2 separate regions of the Homo sapiens genome follow, and region 2 is linked to region 1. A link is a loop called in an ENCODE intact Hi-C map of the cell type or tissue named here. Cell type or tissue: chondrocyte. All regions are shown on one strand. Links, peaks and the distances in the headings refer to the core of each region. The heading gives the core; the rest is flanking DNA. Region 1 has its middle 37 kb from the start of DNAJB8-AS1. Region 2 overlaps EEFSEC (eukaryotic elongation factor, selenocysteine-tRNA specific).

What was found. Hi-C counts contacts between places; a loop is a spot of excess contacts. Peaks named below come from ENCODE experiments on the same cell type or tissue, not always from the same donor. Only the 100,000 strongest peaks of a DNase experiment are listed, where the experiment ranks them.
Region 2: a loop joins it to region 1, with 6 times the contacts of the local background. A loop is called at or near these places in 23 of 110 quality-filtered maps.

What each region holds. Positions count from the first base shown.
Region 1 is chr3:128,422,107-128,430,774 of GRCh38, reverse strand. It overlaps a transcript of EEFSEC not described here. Among named protein-coding and RNA genes, the nearest start is that of DNAJB8-AS1, 37 kb to the left of the region's middle. RefSeq lists enhancers at 2,729-3,287, 4,366-4,565, silencers at 3,976-4,025, 4,056-4,365 and a cis regulatory region at 3,813-4,493. In chondrocyte, for the core only: CTCF peaks have their summits at 4,046 and 4,286 (motif pointing left); no DNase peak of the experiment used is centred there.
Region 2 is chr3:128,167,602-128,176,269 of GRCh38, reverse strand. All of the region lies in intron 1 of EEFSEC (eukaryotic elongation factor, selenocysteine-tRNA specific), which reads right to left. Among named protein-coding and RNA genes, the nearest start is that of EEFSEC, 18 kb to the right of the region's middle. RefSeq lists a silencer at 7,970-8,264. In chondrocyte, for the core only: CTCF peaks have their summits at 4,933 and 5,148 (motif pointing left); no DNase peak of the experiment used is centred there.

The DNA.
Region 1 (8,668 bases), core at 160-8,159:
ATGATCTGAAGTCACTTTACGAGTGTATTTGGTGCCTGCACACTGTCTGTCTCCCTAAGGAGGATGGCAGCTCCAGTCGGCAGGAGCCAGTTCAGCCCATTGCTCCCGTCCAGGGCAGCACCTGTGCCCACACCAGGCTGCAGGCTTGTTGATTGACGGAATGAATGAGCCGATGAATGAATGAAGAACTTGCGGGTGGCAGCCGCTGTTGTGAGCACTTCCCATGCCTGGAGCACTGTCCTCTGTGCACAGCAGGCTTCTGTGCGAGCTGGGGCTGGGTCACACACAGATCTCTTGCCGGGGATTCAAGCTGTGGTGGCTTCTGTGTTCCCAGCCAGGGCCTCAGGCTCTGTGACAACCTTGAGAGGCATGGGCAACCCTATCCCCCACTCCAGTGCCCAGCTCTCGCTGCAGATCTGGGGCTCTGAGTCTTCCGGGTCAGCTGAGCTGGGCCACATGAGGGTCACCTTCCTGGTGTTGCAGGGGCAGCCCTGCCCCCTACTTGCCCAGAACGTCCCCCAGGTTTCAGAAGGAGATAGCTGTGTGAACTGGCAGTGTGCAGGCTGATTCCAGGCCCAGCTCCTTCTGTTTCTTGCTGTGTGACTTGATCAATTTATCTCACCTCTCTGAGCCAGTTTCCCCTTCTATACAGCGGGAACACTGCCCCTGCTTGAGACTTACTGTGAGAGCTCCTGTGCACACCCCCAGCGCCAGTGCCCAGCGGGCACTCAGCACACAGGACACGGTCTGGCCTCCCCTCTGGCTGCCCAGGTGGAAGGCCTCCCCATGACATCACTCCTGCACAGGGGCACCAGCAGCCAAGGGCCTGGGGTCTGTACCAGCCGGCTGGTGGCGGCCCTGTGTGCACACTCATGTGTATGGTCTTGGGTGAGGGTGTGACCATGTGGATTGTGTGTGTGCATGTGGCTACTTGTGACTGTGTGTGAGTGCCCACACATAGGATCACGTGTGTTGTGTGAGCCTGTGGTTGGGGATGGCTGCTGCCCGGGCATTGGCTCTGTGTCACGGCTTGTCCGTAACTCTGTGTCCCGGTGTGTGATGGTGATGGTGTGGTTGTGGGTGAGACACTGGACGAGGTCAGGGCCAGGTACCCGAGTGGTCCAGCCAGTCCTCGGCAGCTGGGTGGGCTGGGTGGGAACACGCTCGCCTGGCTCTTCAGGCAGCCCTCAGGTGGGGAGTGCACTGGGCCCCAGCTGACCCGGGCTGGCTGGGCAGTCTGAGCCAGAAGGGGCCGGTTGACAGGGTTTCGGGAGGCCACTGCACCCCGGGCCATCTGTTCTCAGGACCTGCTCTGCTGGTCATGCTCTGGGTCCCAGGGCCCGGGATGGGGGCAGGAGGCTGCCTTGCTTATTGCAGCCCTGGGAGCCCCTCTTCTGACGATGTGTCAGATACAGCGTCCTGCGTGTGGCCTCCCCGCTCACCCTGCCTCCACCGCGTGCCCTCACTGTCTGCCCAGCCTCCTCCCAGTAGCACTATGTTCTGCACCCATCTGGCTGTGAGATGAGGGCAGGGACCCCTTCACCACCCATATCACGAGGACACAGGGCCCAATATGTTCATCCAGCACAGACCCAGTTCCCTGGGGTTTGTCGATGGAACGAGTCAGCTGGAGGTGGTGGCTGCTTCCACCCCTGGCCAGGTCGGCCTCACTGCTGGCCCCTGTCGCTGGGGGAATCGACAGCTCCCTCCCCCAGCTTTCCAAGGACCTCAGCGGGAAGCACAGACCCTCCCAGGGACCTCCACTTTTCCCTGCCAAGACTCCAGGCTCTGTGGTGGGTCTGGCTTGTACCCCCTCCCACACAGTTCCCCAAGGCCTCAGGCCCCCCAAGTGGAGAGACACCTGGCAACCTGGACCTGTTGGAGAAAACTAAGCCTCCGTAGGGACTCAGTTTCCCTGCTGGACTGGCTGGGGCTGCTTGCCTGGGGAAGCTTCCCTTGGTCTATCTCGGGTTCAGAAGAGGGCTTGGCTTGCCAGGGCAGGGGCAAGGCAGAAGCCCCCAGGACCCCTGCCTGCTCCTCAGGTCCAGGAGGAAACCTGCGAGTGAAAGCAGACTTAGTGGGGAAACACACCCAGCCCCAGGAGGCTGCCCACCTGGCGGGCCTCGGGGTCCTGAGCCTGCGACAGAGGTGCAGAGACAGAACCAACAGGTTAGGACAGGGAGAGAGAGAAGCAACAGACACACACATCACACACTCTGGGGCAGGGGTCATGCACCGGGGCCAGGCAGCTCCCCAGGTTTCTTGGATCTGGACTTAGAATGCCAATTGTTAATGCCAAGCCCAGAATGGCTCTGGTTGTCAATTCCCAAATGGTGTATATGTGACTGTGACTTTGTGTGTGTGCACATGCATGCGTGAAGGTACGTGAGGCTCATGGGTCTGGTGGGCATGTTTGCAGAGCCTGGCCGGTGTGTGTTATGGACGAGGGACGGAGATTGCCACCTGCCTCTAGCGTGTGTCTGTATGCATGGGAGGCAGCCTGCTGGCCTCTGTGACCGTGCCCCAGTGTCCCTGGGCAAAAGTGTGTGTGATGTGTGGCCTCCCTCAGTGGCACTGCCAGAGCCAGGCTGGGAGCTTCAGTGGAGGACCTGCCCTCAGGGCCCCTAAGTACCCCTGACCCTGGCCCTGGCCTCAGACCTGGACCCCGAGCAGGAGCCCTGGCTGGCCCACATGGGGGCTTTTGTCCATTTCTGAAGTGACAAGAGACACACAAAAGGGCTTTTAATTAAATCAAAGAAGGGGGAAACGGGCCAGCCGGGCCGCTATTATGTTACCAAACGCGAAAATGAAAACTTATTTTTAAAGCTCTGGTATTAATTTGAGATTATTCAGATAGTTAATTAAAAGTGCAGCATGTGTTAAATATTATTTCAACAAAGATTATCATCAGGCCTCCATGTAATGTGATCCTTGGGCTTGGGAGCTTTATGCAAATGGCTGCAGCCAGGAGGAAGGGCCCTCAACAGAAGGGTGGCAGGCAGGCGCAGGGAGGGCAGGAGCTCCGCGTAGGCCCACTCACTCCCCTCGGGTCTGGCTCCCCCAGACACAGATGGAGTCTCAGCCAGGGCCCCCTTTCCAAGCCCTAGGTGAGTAGGGGCCTGACTGTCTGGCGGGTCTCGAGCCCACCAGCCAGTCAGCAGCAGGGCCCCATACAGTCTTCTGGATGGCACTGTGGGCCATGAGGGAGGCTGGCCACACTGCCTGCCTCGAAGACCAGCACACCTGTAGGTGTGTGTGCATGGGCGTGAGCAGGGGGTCTGGGAACAGCAGTGTGGATGTGTGTGCTCCTGACGCTGTCACAAGACTGGGTGTGCACAGGTGACGCTTGTGTATGAGCTGGGAGGCTGGCAGCGTGTTTGTGTTCAGGGTCTCTCCATCTTACCCGTGGACTCTGGCACTGACAGTCTGGGCCCCTGCATGTGTTATGAATATTTGTGTGTGGTACACATGGGCATGGGGTGGGCACTGCTGGGTGTGTGCCCATAACCCACCCTGAGCAAGTCACATCACTGCTCAGCGCCTCAGCTTCCCCGTTTGTAGAATGGGATAGGTAATAACAGTAAACGCCTCACTGGGAGAGTTGGACGGGATTACATGGGATAACACAGACATCCAACTTAGGCCTGTCCTGTAGAGACAGAACACAAGCGGCAGGTGAGAGCCATCTACCTAATTTTATATCTTAGCCACAATTTTAAAAAGAAAAAATGAAATTAATTTTCATATTTTATTTAACCCAGTAGATCCAAAATATTACTATTTCAGCTCAATACAAAAGGTGATAAGTGTGATTGTTTAGTCTCTCTTTGTCACAGAAGGCCTTTGGAAGCTGGGGTGTACTGGGCCCTGGGTATATCTCATCTTGGACGGCCACATCACCGGTGCTCAGAGCCACGTGGGGACGTGGCGGCCTTTGAGCCTAAGGCCCTGCCCCCCAGGCCGGCTCTTCGCAGACCCGGGGCCAGCGCTCTCCCGGAGAGACTCCCGGGGCACCTCGCTGGATGGCGGGGACTGGCGGGGTAGGGGTGGGGTAGCCCGGAGACGGGTGGGCCCAGGATCCCTCGCTAACCTCCTCCCCCACACCGTGCACTGGGTCCGTGTCCCTAGGTCGTGCGTCCCAGACAGTCCGACAGGTGTTTGCCGCAGTCCTGAGACCACATTCGGGCTCCCGCCCGCGCTGCGCCTCGCCGGGGCCGCCCCTGCCAGCCCTGCCGTGCGCTCTCGGCCGCTGGGCGCGGGCCGCTCCTGCCCTCTGTCGGCGCCTGGCGGCAGCGCAGTCCCGCGGCGGGCCGAGGAGGGGGCCTGGCTGGCTACGGCCCTTCGGGGCGGAATGGGTGCGTGCCCACCCCACCGTGCAAGGGCCCCACCGTTCCAGGACATTTTCACACCTCATCCCACAGGATGCTTACGGCGGGCTGCGAGGCCAGCAGCGCCAGCCCGGTTTTACAGACGGGAAAGCGGAAGCTCAGAGAGGACCTGTGACCTGCCCAGGGCCACACAGCAGGACTGCAGGCAGGGATTCGAGCTGAGGTGGGAATCCAGGTGTTCAGCGCACTTCCATGAGTCCCGCCGGGTTCAAGTGCTGGCTCTGCCCCGCGTGGCCTGTGCAGCGAGACAGGTGACAACCTCTCTGAACCTGAGTGGCTCTGCTGTAAGCTGGGGGCGACAGTAGCCCCTCCTGCGTAGGACTGCTGTGAGGATTGAACAGGGGATGACTGTAAGGTTTCTAGCAGGTCCCTGGAACTCAGCATTCATCCAAAAAGTCGCTGAGTCACAGCATAATAACACGATTCACCTACCTCGGGGCCTTGGCACCTGCTGGGCCCCCGCCTGGAAACCCTTCCCCCGGATCTTGGATGGGATGGCCCCTCTGCCTTAATCTCGGTTCAAACTCACCTCAGCAAGGCCCGCCCCAGTCACCCTGTTAGCATTGCCCTAATTCATGCCCTTGGAGCCCTTGCCAACAGCCAGATGGTCCCGCGTGTCCCCAGGCTGCCTGGTTTCTTGCCTGCTGCCCACAGGACAGGAGGGCCCAGGAGGGCCCAGGAGGGCAGAGCTCGTTCATCCTGGCCATTTCCGTCACTGGGAGCACCGCGCCTGGCCTGGGTGGGTGCCCGATGGGAATGTGTTGAGTGAAAGGTAAAATGCCCAGTCAGGCGGGAATGCAGACAGCAGCTGGGGTGGGAAACCGCGTGGCAGTAAAACACACGCCACACAACACAGACCTTCCACGGTGAGGTGTTTACTTATGGGAGAGAAGCACCGATGCTCACACAAAACCCCACAAGAGTGTTCGGAGCAGCTTTAGTCACAGTCACCCCAAACTGGAAGCAGCCCGAGTGTCCTTCCGCAGGTGAATCCATCCGCTCGTCCACAGCCACACCTCGGGGCCCTGCTCAGTGACCCAAGGAGCTGCTGGGACGTGCAGCCACAAGCATGAATCCCAAGGCCAGGAAGCCTTGCTGGAAAGTCCACACACAGTGTGATCCCACTCATGTGACATTCTAGAAAGTGTAAAACAACAGTGATGGAAAAGAGATGAGTGAATGCTGGGGCCGGGTGTGCGAGGGGTGCTTTCACAGGGGCATGAAGCATGGGGGTGCACCTGTTCTCTCTTTTGACTCAGGTAGGGGTTACACAACTGAATGTGTTTTTCAAAACGCACAGAGCTACATGTTTAAAGGGGTGATTTTTACTGTATGTGACAAACAACAATTTTAAAAACCAGTCACAGAGTCGCAGACTCTCAGAATCATGGAGTTGACCAGTCCTACCTGCTTGGTGAGAGGCCCTGACCACCCCGCCACTGCCTCCCTGAGAAAGACCACTTCCGCCGCAGTCTCCACCTTAGACTGAACGAGCTTTAGAACTGGCCCACAGAAGATGAGAGGAGTGGGGGAGGAGATTGGGGTGGGGCGGGAGACACGGTCCCGGAGGTTGTTACTTCCATTCACTTTGTTGCGTGCGTCAGTAGTTTGTTGTGGTGGGTATGGACACATGGGGTTCACTGTATTATACTCCGCGCACTTTTCGTATGTTTGAACTATTTCCTTAATAAAAATGATAAATGGCTGGGTGCCGTGACTCATTCCTGTAATCCCAGCACTTTGAGAGGCCAAGGCAGGAAGATCACTTGAGGACAGGAGTTCACAAGCAGCCTGGGGAACATAGTGAGACCATGTCTCTACCAATAAAGAAAAAAAAATAGGCAGTATGATGGTGCATGCCTGTGTAGTCTTAGCTACTCAGGAGGCTGAGGCAGGAGGATCATGAGAGCCTAGGAGTTCGAGGCTGCAGTGAGCCATGATCACACCACTGCACTCCAACCTAGGTGACAGAGTGAGACTGCCTAAAACAAAGCAAAACAAAACAAAACAAAAACCCAAAACACCCCCAAACCAGATAAGTAATACAATAATTAAAAACAACAATAAAGTGAATTCCACCATAGAACCCCACTGGCCTCTTCTGCAGCCCTGGGAAGCAGGTTACTTTCTGCCCATTGAGGAGAAGAGCAGACTGAGGCTTGGGGAGGCACCCAGCCTGCTGGTGTAGGGAGCAGCCAGCAGCAGAAGCCAGGAGGCTGGTGGGTGCTTCCTGCAGCCTGCCAGAGGTGACTCTTGGGGCCAGGTGTCTTTGGGAATGGCTGCATTTCATCCCCCAGGAAGTGTGCGTGTGTGCACGTGCATGCATAGTGTGTGTGTGCGGGTGTGTGGTGTTTCTGGGTGTCGTTTCTGTGTCTCCCGCAGCTCCAGGTCACATTCTCCCCATCACCCCCCCAGGCAAAGGGCCTCTGTTCCCTACCCACCAAGGCTCTGGTGCTGAACCACCCGCTGCAAGGGTTGCCCCCAGGCATTGGCTGCAGGGCAGAGAGAATGGCCATGGAGCATTGACCAATTTTAAAAAACAATTTTATTGAGCTATAACTTACATGCTATAAAGTTCCCCCACTTAAAGTGTACAATTCCAAACTTCTGTATGTTTACAGAGTTGTACAACCATCACTACAATCTAAGTTTAGAACACCCTGTCCCCTGAAAAGAAACTGTCTCCACTGGCAGTCACTCCCCACTTCCTGCTCCCCCAGGCCTTGGCAAATCTACTTTCTGCATCTATAGGTTTGCCTCTTCTGGACATTTCACATAAATGGAATCACACATTATGTGGCCTTTCACGATTGGTTTCTTTCACTTAGTACAATGCCTTCATGGTCCATCCATGCTGCAGTGCATAGCAGTACTTCATTCCTCTTATTTATTTATTTATTTATTTATTGAGACAGGGTCTTGCTCTGTCACCCAGGCTGGAGTGCAGTGGTGCAATCATAGCTCACTGGGGCCTCTGGCTCCTGGCCTCAGGCGATCCTTTCACCTCAGCCTCCCATAGTGCTAGGATTTCAGACATGAGCCACTGCACCTGGCCTTCATTCCTTTTTAATTTTTATTAGATTATTGCCAAATAGTATTCCATTGCATGGGTAGATAGATATTTTGTGTATCCATTCATCAGTTGATAAACAGGGTTGCTTCCATTTTTTGGCAGTAACTTTATGTTAAACTTTTAAAGAAACACCCAAGCTGTTTTCCCAAGTGACTGCCATGAAGCATTTAATGAGCACCTGCTGTGTGCCCGTTTCCCTCTGACTGCTACCCAGAGAAGGTGGTCCTAATATTAATTTCATTTCGCTGAGGCACAGACAGGGTGAGACCCTTCCTGCAGGTCTCACTGGATCCCAGATCTGTTTGTGCTGCTAAAAGCAAAGCTGCCATGGTTGGTGTGGGCCTGGGAAAGGTCCTCTTGGTCACATGACCTCTGGGAGGGCTAGTAGCCTGCAGGTGGGGGCAGCATGACCTCTTCATTACCCAGTGCTCCCAGCAGGTCAGGTGGGCACACAAGGGGGACCTGAAGGAAGGCTCTGGTGACTGTCTGGGACCAGCCTGGGCTGGCTGTCCCTGGGGTAGGCAGGGACATCTGGGCTTCTGGTCTGAGTGGCAACTCTCCCACCCTCCCGGGCACCTCCTTGTCAGGGGACGGGATGTTTCAAGCTCCCTCTGGTCCCTGGCCTGGATCTGGCCCAAGCAAGGGTTGAGGAAACTTTGGTCCAATGATTGGTCAAGGGGATCAATAAACTAATGGGCCAGGGCCAGCCACGGAGAGCAGCCGGGGGGCCTCAAGGCCCGAGGAGTGAGAACGAGTTTCTCAGGGTCTGGCCCCTGTGTTGAGGCGTGGCCCTGCACACTTCCCTGCCTTCCTCTCGGGACCTCAACCCCCAGTACAAGGGCCCATGTGGGAAACCATACCCCAGAAGGCCAGGACCTGTGGCATTTCTAGCTGCCCTCGAGCCTTTCTGGACAGAAACACTGCCCTCCATCCCTCTGACCCCGGGGAGCCATGATCCCCCTGACAGAGCAGTGGGGCTCTTCAGAGAATCCGAGGCTCCATTCACTCCTGAACGTATGCAGGAGCCGCCCCATGCCAGGCTACCCAAGGCCTGCGCCCAGCTTTCTGGAGGTGACAGTCCTGCCCTGTTGGCACTGCTAGAGTTCTAGGGAGCCAGGGTTGGGGCTGAGATGCCAGCCTCAGAGCACTGGCCCAGGCTCTGCAGTTGCCCCAGGGCCATAGGGACAGGCAGATCTGTAGGTCTGGA
Region 2 (8,668 bases), core at 304-8,303, 250 kb after region 1:
ATTTAAAAACAGAGACAAAAATCATATGTTACACGTGGTATCAGAGACCATCCATCTAGCCTGCCTTCCCAACCAAAAAAAAAAGGAAAATAAGATTTCTGACAAATGGTTTATTTTTATATGAAGTCGTATAAAGATTAAAACTTAAGTCATATTAAATTATGATCACAATAGCTAACACCACTTACAGAGTATAGGTTCCATACACTGAGATAAATACTACATTTAGCTTATCTCATTGGATTCTCACACACACGAAAACACTTGTAAGTTTATTCTCCCCATTTTGAAGATGAGAAAACTGAGGCTCAGAGCTGTGCATTCTCACAAGCTGGTCCATCAGGATTCAAACGTGGACCAGCATGCTGAGCCTCAGCTCTTTCCACTGCTCCACTTAACTGAGCACAGCTATGGGTGTCACAAACCTCTAACCGAAGGACAGGGTGCAAATCCAGGCCCCACGCTGAGGCCTACCTGCAGGCCTAATTAGAGGGCTCACTACTAAACCCATGTTCTCCCTCCTTCTGAAAAAGAGGCCCAGCAGGCTTCTCCCAGCACTATGAGTTCCCCCAACAGCAGGGACCATGTCGTTTTCATTTGGGCTTTCCAAAGCCTGCACTCTGTTGGGCTGGCATAGCCCATGTATCTGGGACTCATTAAATGGTAAGGTGATGTCGAATTTTATCAGCCTCCCCTAGAGAACTCCCTCAGCATCTGCCAGCCTTCATGTTGCCTGGGATCCCAGGCCAGTTTTACCGAGAAGGTCGGTCTACATTTTTTCCACCTACGCTCGTCTTCCCCACACCTTGTTCACTCCAATGCCACCCTGTCACCACCCACTGCCCAGGCTGCACAGCAGTAGGACTGCTGCACGCTGGTGTCACAGCTGCTTTACAGCATTCCTCACTAGCCAAAACTAGCCACAGGGCCAGCACCTGGCACCTCCCTTAGAAAGCAACAGGAAACCTGAAGGAAAGACCAAAGACCACAAAAGAGGAAATAATTCCTAGCATTAGAGTATCTCCAGAGCATGAGATTTAATCCCAGGCTCAGGACCTGGGGTTGACTTGGAGAAAAGGGGGGGTTTGCAGCAGTACTAGTAAGAAGAGGAGGGGAAGGAGGAGCGGGGGGAGGCGTGGGAAGAGAAGGGAGGAGGAGTAGAGCAGAGGGGGAGGAGAGGGAGGAAGAGAAGGAGAGAAAAAGAGAGAATGCCGATGATGACATTAGACAGGAGAGAGGCCAGCTTTATCCTGCATCCTATTGAATAGCCAACTAAAACAATAAATCTATTTTTCCCTCTTCTTTGCCTTAAAAAAATTCAAGAATTTCATTTCCTTCTTTGAAACATAGCTCTTGCATAATTGCAATGCTCTTTCCTGCTGTCTGCAATGCTGAGGGAAGAGGACTTTTGACTGCCCCAAGGACTTCAGAAGTGGCTACATTCTGGTGCCAAGCCTGCAGTGCACTAACCCTACAGTAAGGCCTGCTTCCATTTACCAAGTGTCTACCTTGCACCCAGAATGATGCTAACTGTATCACAGTTACTGCTAACTCTAACAGCAAACCCGAAGGTAGGCATTATTCCCTTTCTCTCCTGTTTTAAACAGGTGAAGAAATGAAGGCTCAGAAAAGCTACACGTCCACAGTAATACAAAAAGCCAGCAGAAGGGCCAAGATTCCAATTTCAATCTTCCTGACTCCAGAGCCCAGGCCTGTTGTGCTGCAGCTTCTCCACTCTCTGGGAAGTTCTTTGAGGCAGTCTGAAACCTCCTCTGCGTTTTCCAGAGGCAACTATTAATTAGGCACAATAAGCAAAGCACCAAAGCTTACAGAGTGTTTGCAAACATAAAAAAACTTACTGGCTCCAAAATACAAAAAGAAAACTGCAAAAACTGAAATTACTCAAAGTTCAATTAAATGCCTACTACAATGCAAGAGAACGCCACCTAGTACACTGGGATTCAACTCTGATGTAGGTATTGTAAACTGTATTTTCTGTGTGATGGCAGCACAGTCTATTTGTGTTAGTCTGCTTTCCAGGCTGCAGCGCAGGCCTTAAACCAGCCCTGGGTTTCACTGGCCTTTTTCACCAAAGGGCATTCGTACCAGGCCATGGCAGTCAGAGAGCAGGATCTGTGGAAACAGAGGGGAGGGCCTCTGAGAGCAGCGGCCAGAGCAATGTTTCCTCCTCCAGGTGGCAGAAATAGCTTTTCTAGCCTTGTCATAGTGCCCAACCCTAAGAGATCGCCTTGCAGTTGGGTCCCCACCATTCCTCTCACTTATCTGTGCGAGAATGCGGATAGGGCTGGAAGAGAGCAGGCCATCCACGTGGCAGGCCAAGCCCCTGAAGCACTCTGCCACTGTACACACAAGGCCACACACAACCCCTCCCTGCTATCTTCACTTGGGGCACCATTCTCTCAGCAGTATTTCCTCCATTTTCAACTCTTCCCCAGTATTGGTAAATATTGATAATTACCTCCAAACGCAAAAGTGAAGAAGTTTGTGTTTTGAAATATGATCATAATTCAAACTGGAAGCTGACACTAATCATTTGATGTTCACTTGAAAAGACCAGATAGGCTGTGCAGGAACATTTCAGTAGGGGAACCGATAAGGAGAAGGGAAATAAAAATTATTGGTATTTACTCAGCCTGCAATGCTTGTGGAAGGAAACTCTTTTAAAAGGGGAGCACTTCAGAATGGTTATTCAATCTGAATTTTACAGATAGCACTGGAAATATTTTCTTGCAGAATGCACTCTATCTCCACCATCATATCTCTCCGGTGCGCCATTCACGTCGTTCATTGCAGGAATTCTCACTCAATTTTGCTCCATTATGAGCTGACGGTGACCCAGAGTATACAAGGCATTCAAGAATCTGACTGGAAATTACTACCACAAAACATCTGTCCCATTCCCCGCTTGCCAGCCCTGCCTTAGGGAGTGAAGATGGAAAACAACCCAGAATCCACACGCAGGAACAACTTTTCATTCCCCTCACAAACCAGGCTCCTTTGGAAACTGATGGTTCCAGCATTTTTTTAGAAACTATGTTCCCGGAAAAACATGGCATGGGCCTCTTTTGAAAGCCTTCAGCTCAAAACCCTTCTTTTCCTACCCAGACCCTTCTAATAAAAGCCAGGACAGGAGCTTCACGGGGAAGCAAACATGAAGGCCACCCAGGGTTCTCCCTACTTTGTGTGGTCAGATTCAAATTTTGCATTAAATGCCACTGATCAATTAAAAGACCACAGGGATGTCACACATACTAATACATTCCACAGCTTATGTGGCATCTATCTTATAGACATACTCCCTTTGGAAGATTTATGTTGCGATTACAAAAGAGTAAAAGAAGACATCTGATTTCATACAGGGCTAAGCCTCGGAACCCAGCTTTTCTCCTCGATTGCTATCAGAGGATCGAGGCGGCAGCATGGCACCTCCCATCTAGATTGCATTTCACTTTGCTGCAGATGCTCCAAGGGACCAAGCAATGGACATGCTCAATGAATCAAATAAATGAATAATCCAGAAAGAACTGGTTTGTCTGCAATCAAGAATCAGTGTCTGTGTCTCCATCCTCATGTCCAACAGTGCCCCACCACCTCCATATGCTTATAATTCGTCAGGGGTCAGAGAGATCATTGGCACAGTAACTGCTCCCAGCCAGTCACAGTGGTTCACACCTGTAATCCCAGCACTTTGGGCAGTCAAAGCAGGAGGATCACTTGAGCCCAGGAGTTTGAGACCAACCTGCGCAACACAGCAAGCGCTTGGCTCTACAAAAAATAAACAAACAAAACAATAACTGCTCCCTACTATGTGCCTGAAGCTTTATTTATGGACATCTTTGATGCAACCACCCTGTGAGATAATCATCTGCATTTGAGGTGCACAGACAGGCTCAGAGAGGCCAGGTGGCATTTCCGCTAGACCCAGGCCACCCCTATGCATGGGTTCCTTCGGCCTGACCATCACTATGTCCTTAATGTGCTGGGCCTTGCTACCACTGCTGTTTTCAGTTAAACTCTCTTGGGTGCTAAAGTTATGGAGGCACCTCAAATCAGAAGTTCCAGGTTTGAGGAAGAGAGAGCAGAAAGATATGAGATCCCAATTCTTGCATAGGCTGGAATCTGGTGGGACAGGAGTTGTAAACCAATGCCACTGTCCTTTGTTATCTGTGGGGGATTGATTTGAGGACCCCTGAAGGACCAAAATCTGAGGATGCTTAAGGCCCTGATATAAAATGACAGAGTATTTTCATATAACTTATGCATATCCTCCCATATATTTAAATCATCTCTAGATCACTTGTAACTAATAAAATAAAAATGCTATGTAAATAGTTGCTATACTTTATTGTGTTTTTAAACATATCATTTTTTTGTTGTTGAATTGTTATTTTTGTTGTTTTCATTTTTTTTTTTTTTAATATTTTCAATCTTCAATTGGTTGAATCCACAGATTTGGAGGGCCAGCTATGTCTTTCTGGCTTAAAAGTCTCTATAGAAAAACACCATGGAAGAACTTAAAAAGGCAAATCATTATACAAAAGCAGACATGGCCTATGGTTCAGATAGAACATTGTGCCTCTGGAAGGCAGGGAGATCTCCTTTTTTTCTCCTGGAAAGTCCTTGCTTTGGTTAATACTGTGAACTTGCAGAAAAACAAAACTGAGTATAGAAGGGTTGATGACTGAAGCCCACATCTTCAAATGCTTTAAAAGTTAAGTCAGATAATCTTTACACTGATATGAAAGGGGGAGAAAATACATTTGACCCCTTGCTTCAAACAAAAATCTTCCCATCTGGTTTTTAATTAGAAAGCAGTTGTTTTGCTTTTGCAACACTTTTTAACCTCTGCCATTGTAGGTACAAGCCTGCAAACCATATTTTCATTGATTAAAAAAAAATTAAAAATAAACCTTGAAAGAAACAATATTTTTCTTTTTAAGGAAAAAAGATAGCAAGCAGCAATTTTTCTGAAGGGATCAGACACTTAAAGGCATCTATGGGAAGCCATCATGGCTGTGGCCTACAGTTTATTTTGTCTTGAAAAAGTCAGAGGTCATTTTAACTATGCTGACCTGTGAAACTACACATTGATCATCCCGATCCAAGACTGTAAGCAAATACTGCCCTCTTGTGCACCAAATAGTTCGGAGTCGGCATGGAGATGATTTCCACCCCACCGCCCTGTGGACAGTTTGCGATTGTACAGCTGGGTCTCCAGGGCTGGGAGATGTGTCAGGAAGAGGAGGACACACATCTGTTACCAGAGTGCTTGCTAAAGTGTCCCCAGATTGCCTTATGAGATAGATTTCAAGATAAGAGGAAGAGGGAAAGATTCAGCTGAAGAAATCAGACCAAACATAACTGACTCTTATCTTTCCTAGAAAATATTCATTCCTCGAAAAGAAACTTTATTGGTTGCCATAACAAGTTTTCTTATTATGTACTTTTAAAAACTTTTAGAAACTATTAACGAACCTACAAAAATGACTAAGTAGTACCTCTTTTTATCTAGGAAATCTTTGCCAGGAAAAGAGATTCTATTTGATTCTAGAGGGAAAAAAAGCAGGGAGTTAGGGGGATGCCAGGTTGCTGTTTCTCAGACAAATCCTCAAAAGTTGGCAACATGCCCTTCTTTCTGAGATCCCCCAAGCTGGGGGTGTTGCTGAAAGTATTATTTCCTCTAACCTATGGGCAAGGTTCTGTCACCAGAAGACCAAACTGGTATCCCAAGAAAGCTTTTTTTTTTTTTAGACGTGGTCTCACTCTGCCACCCAGGCTGGAGTGCAGTCTCATGCCTCAGCCTCTCAAGTAGCTGGGATTACACACGCATGGCTAATTTTTGTAGTTTTAGTAGAGACGGGGTTTCGTCATGTTGGCTAGGCTGGTCTCGAACTCCTGCTTCAGGTGATCCACCCACCTCCGCCTCCCAAAGTGCTGGGATTACAGGCGTGAGCCACCGTGCCCAGCCTCAAGAAAGCTTTAAAGGATGTAAACTACTGTTCCCTTGTGAAAGAATTTGAGAAAATCAACAGCAGAAAAATATGCATGCAAGTCTGAGGCTAGGCCATGCCTGCTCAACAGGAACCTCGGGCCAGGCGGGGGAGGCGGGGCGGGGGGTGAGGAGCTGGTCTTCCCTACAGTGAGTGTCCAGTTCTGGTTCTGAGGTACAAAAATTATCCCAACATCTGCACCCACGCCTTCACACTTCCAGGCACAGATCAAGACTGACCAAGTCCCATGCCAAACTTGTTTCTGGAGGAAAAAGAAAAGGCAAAATATGCCGCCTGCCCCACCGCCATGCATTGCCTTCAGCCCAAGAGGCAGCCCCGCAGGAAAGGGGATGGAGGGAAGCATGAAGGGCCTGTGCTCTGTGAGGCTATGCAGGGAAAGGAGCACTGACCAGGAGTGAGACGAGGTCTAGGTGTCAGGGGAATTTTATTTACAATTCTATGATGTTAGATACTTAGTATCTCTGATGTCTAATTCTTGAGTTAGTGGTTCAGGAATGTGTCCTTAACCTCCATGTGGCATTCAAGTCATAAGCAGCCAGTGGGCCAATGTTTAATGACCAAACACAATCACAGAGTTGTGAAAAATGTCTAATTCACTTTCTGCCAGGATTGCCTGCCAACGCTGATTCCACATCAGCCCATCCCTCTACCATGGAAATAAGGGGTTACAGTACCAGAAATAAGACTAAGGATGGATAAAGGCCAATAGGATAGCCATAGTGAGACCAGGCATATCCAGAAGGCTGGCCTGCCTTCTTCTGTCTCACCGTGTCCTATTTCAGAATGATAGGATGTGCCACGCTTATCTTTCAGCAAAACTGGGACTTCCAGAGAGTCCAGATATATGCATCTGTCCAAATATACCTGCAACACCAGGTCTGCTGTGTGAAAACCAGCTGATACCCTCTCACTCGTAGCTAGCCCCAGGAGATGTCCAGCCTCAGGACCCTCATGTGTGCTACACCTTTGGTCTGGAACACCTCCCAACATTCCAGGGACGGGCTTTTGTGCCACAGTTTAGCTTCAGCTTTATTGCTTCAGAAAGGCCTTCCCTGGCCTCCAAACTAAAGTAGATGCCCCACATCCATTAGTCCCTATCTGGGCATCCTGTCTTGTCCTGCTTAGCACTTACATAATTTATAATTCCGCATGTTTTATTTACTTCTGTACCATCTGCCTCCCCAACTAGACAGGAAGCTACATGAAAGCAGAAGCCACTTCTGCTTTGTTGACCACTAGAAACTCAACCCCTGGCAAGCAGTAGTTGCTCGGAGTTTGTTGAATGAATTAATGTCATGATCCACCTTTCCTTCTATACCATCTGAGCTTAAGGAATAAGGTCGCCTAACCAAATCTTCAGGACACTAAGAATCCTGGGAAAATAAATCAAAGAAAGCCACGGAACAAGCCAGATGTTCAAACAACTCTCAACCTGTCGCAAAGAGTAAGTGACAGAACCAGCAAGGAGATGCCTGGGGAGGTACCAGAGGGCCTCCCCTCTTAGGGTCCAGTTTCAAACACTGCACACCCATGACAACAGCCTCGAAGCCCCAGGGGGCCTATGACTGTGACATTTCACATTTATGGGTGTCTTGGGCTTCCTGTGAAAAGACACAAGAAGAACTAAAGGGTGAAACTGGCTAGCTGATGGAGGTGAGTGACCTGGTCTACAGAGGGATACTCACTCAGAAAGGCTCAGGCCAGCACCAGGACAGCAGCAGAGCAAATCTCTACCCTCTTGCCTCAGGGAGCCTTCCTCTCTCTCCCCAGAAAGTTTTTTTTACCATGCAAGCACTTGGTAATGGTATATGGAGCCCCAGGTTCACCTCTGGCCTCCCAGGTTCTTAGCAACCTGGCACTCCAGGAATTTTACATTCAGGAGGAACTCTGGACCCAGAACTAGTGATCAGAGACAGTGACCTCTTTTTGTCATGTAGTCAACAAACCCTGGGCAAAGCTGTGGCCTCCCACTGGACAGCTGGCACATTCCTCTGCCTCTGGAGGGCCTCTTCTCCCTTCACCCTCACAGACTATTTGCAGAACAATTACTGGCATCAGCCACAGGCTTGCATTACGCTCATTTCCCCATCCCCAAGCTCTGGGGCAAGTTTAAAAGTGCTCGTCCTGTCTCAGAGTCAGGTCTGAATTAATACCCTTCCTCAAAAGAACTCCAGTAGCAAAGTGAAAACAGACGCCCTAGACAATGCTCTTTGAAAGCCCCAGCAGGGACGACTGGTGACAATGCAGCCCTGGCTCGAAAAGAAACCCCAAGGTTAAAGGTTCACAGAGGCAGAAGAATTACCAAAGTACAACTTTGTTCAAATTTCCTCCGGCAGATTTAAACAACCAGGGTCAAGCTGAAGATTGCCGGCAAAAACCTATGAGACAACTCAGCCCCTTTGAACTGCATGGAGAAAGGAAAATATACGATCTGGGAGGGATCTATGTTATAGCTTTTAAAAATGTTCTTGAAAGGGTCACCCCTGTTAACTCAAAATCAGAAGGATGTTTGAGAACTGCTTCTCTAAAACAACAGGGCCGCTGGGCCCTCACTGTGTGCGGTGAGCTGCACTGAGGTCGCCGTGTTCCCGGCATTAGTGTGCTGACCCTCTGTGGGCCACGAAATTAACCATCAG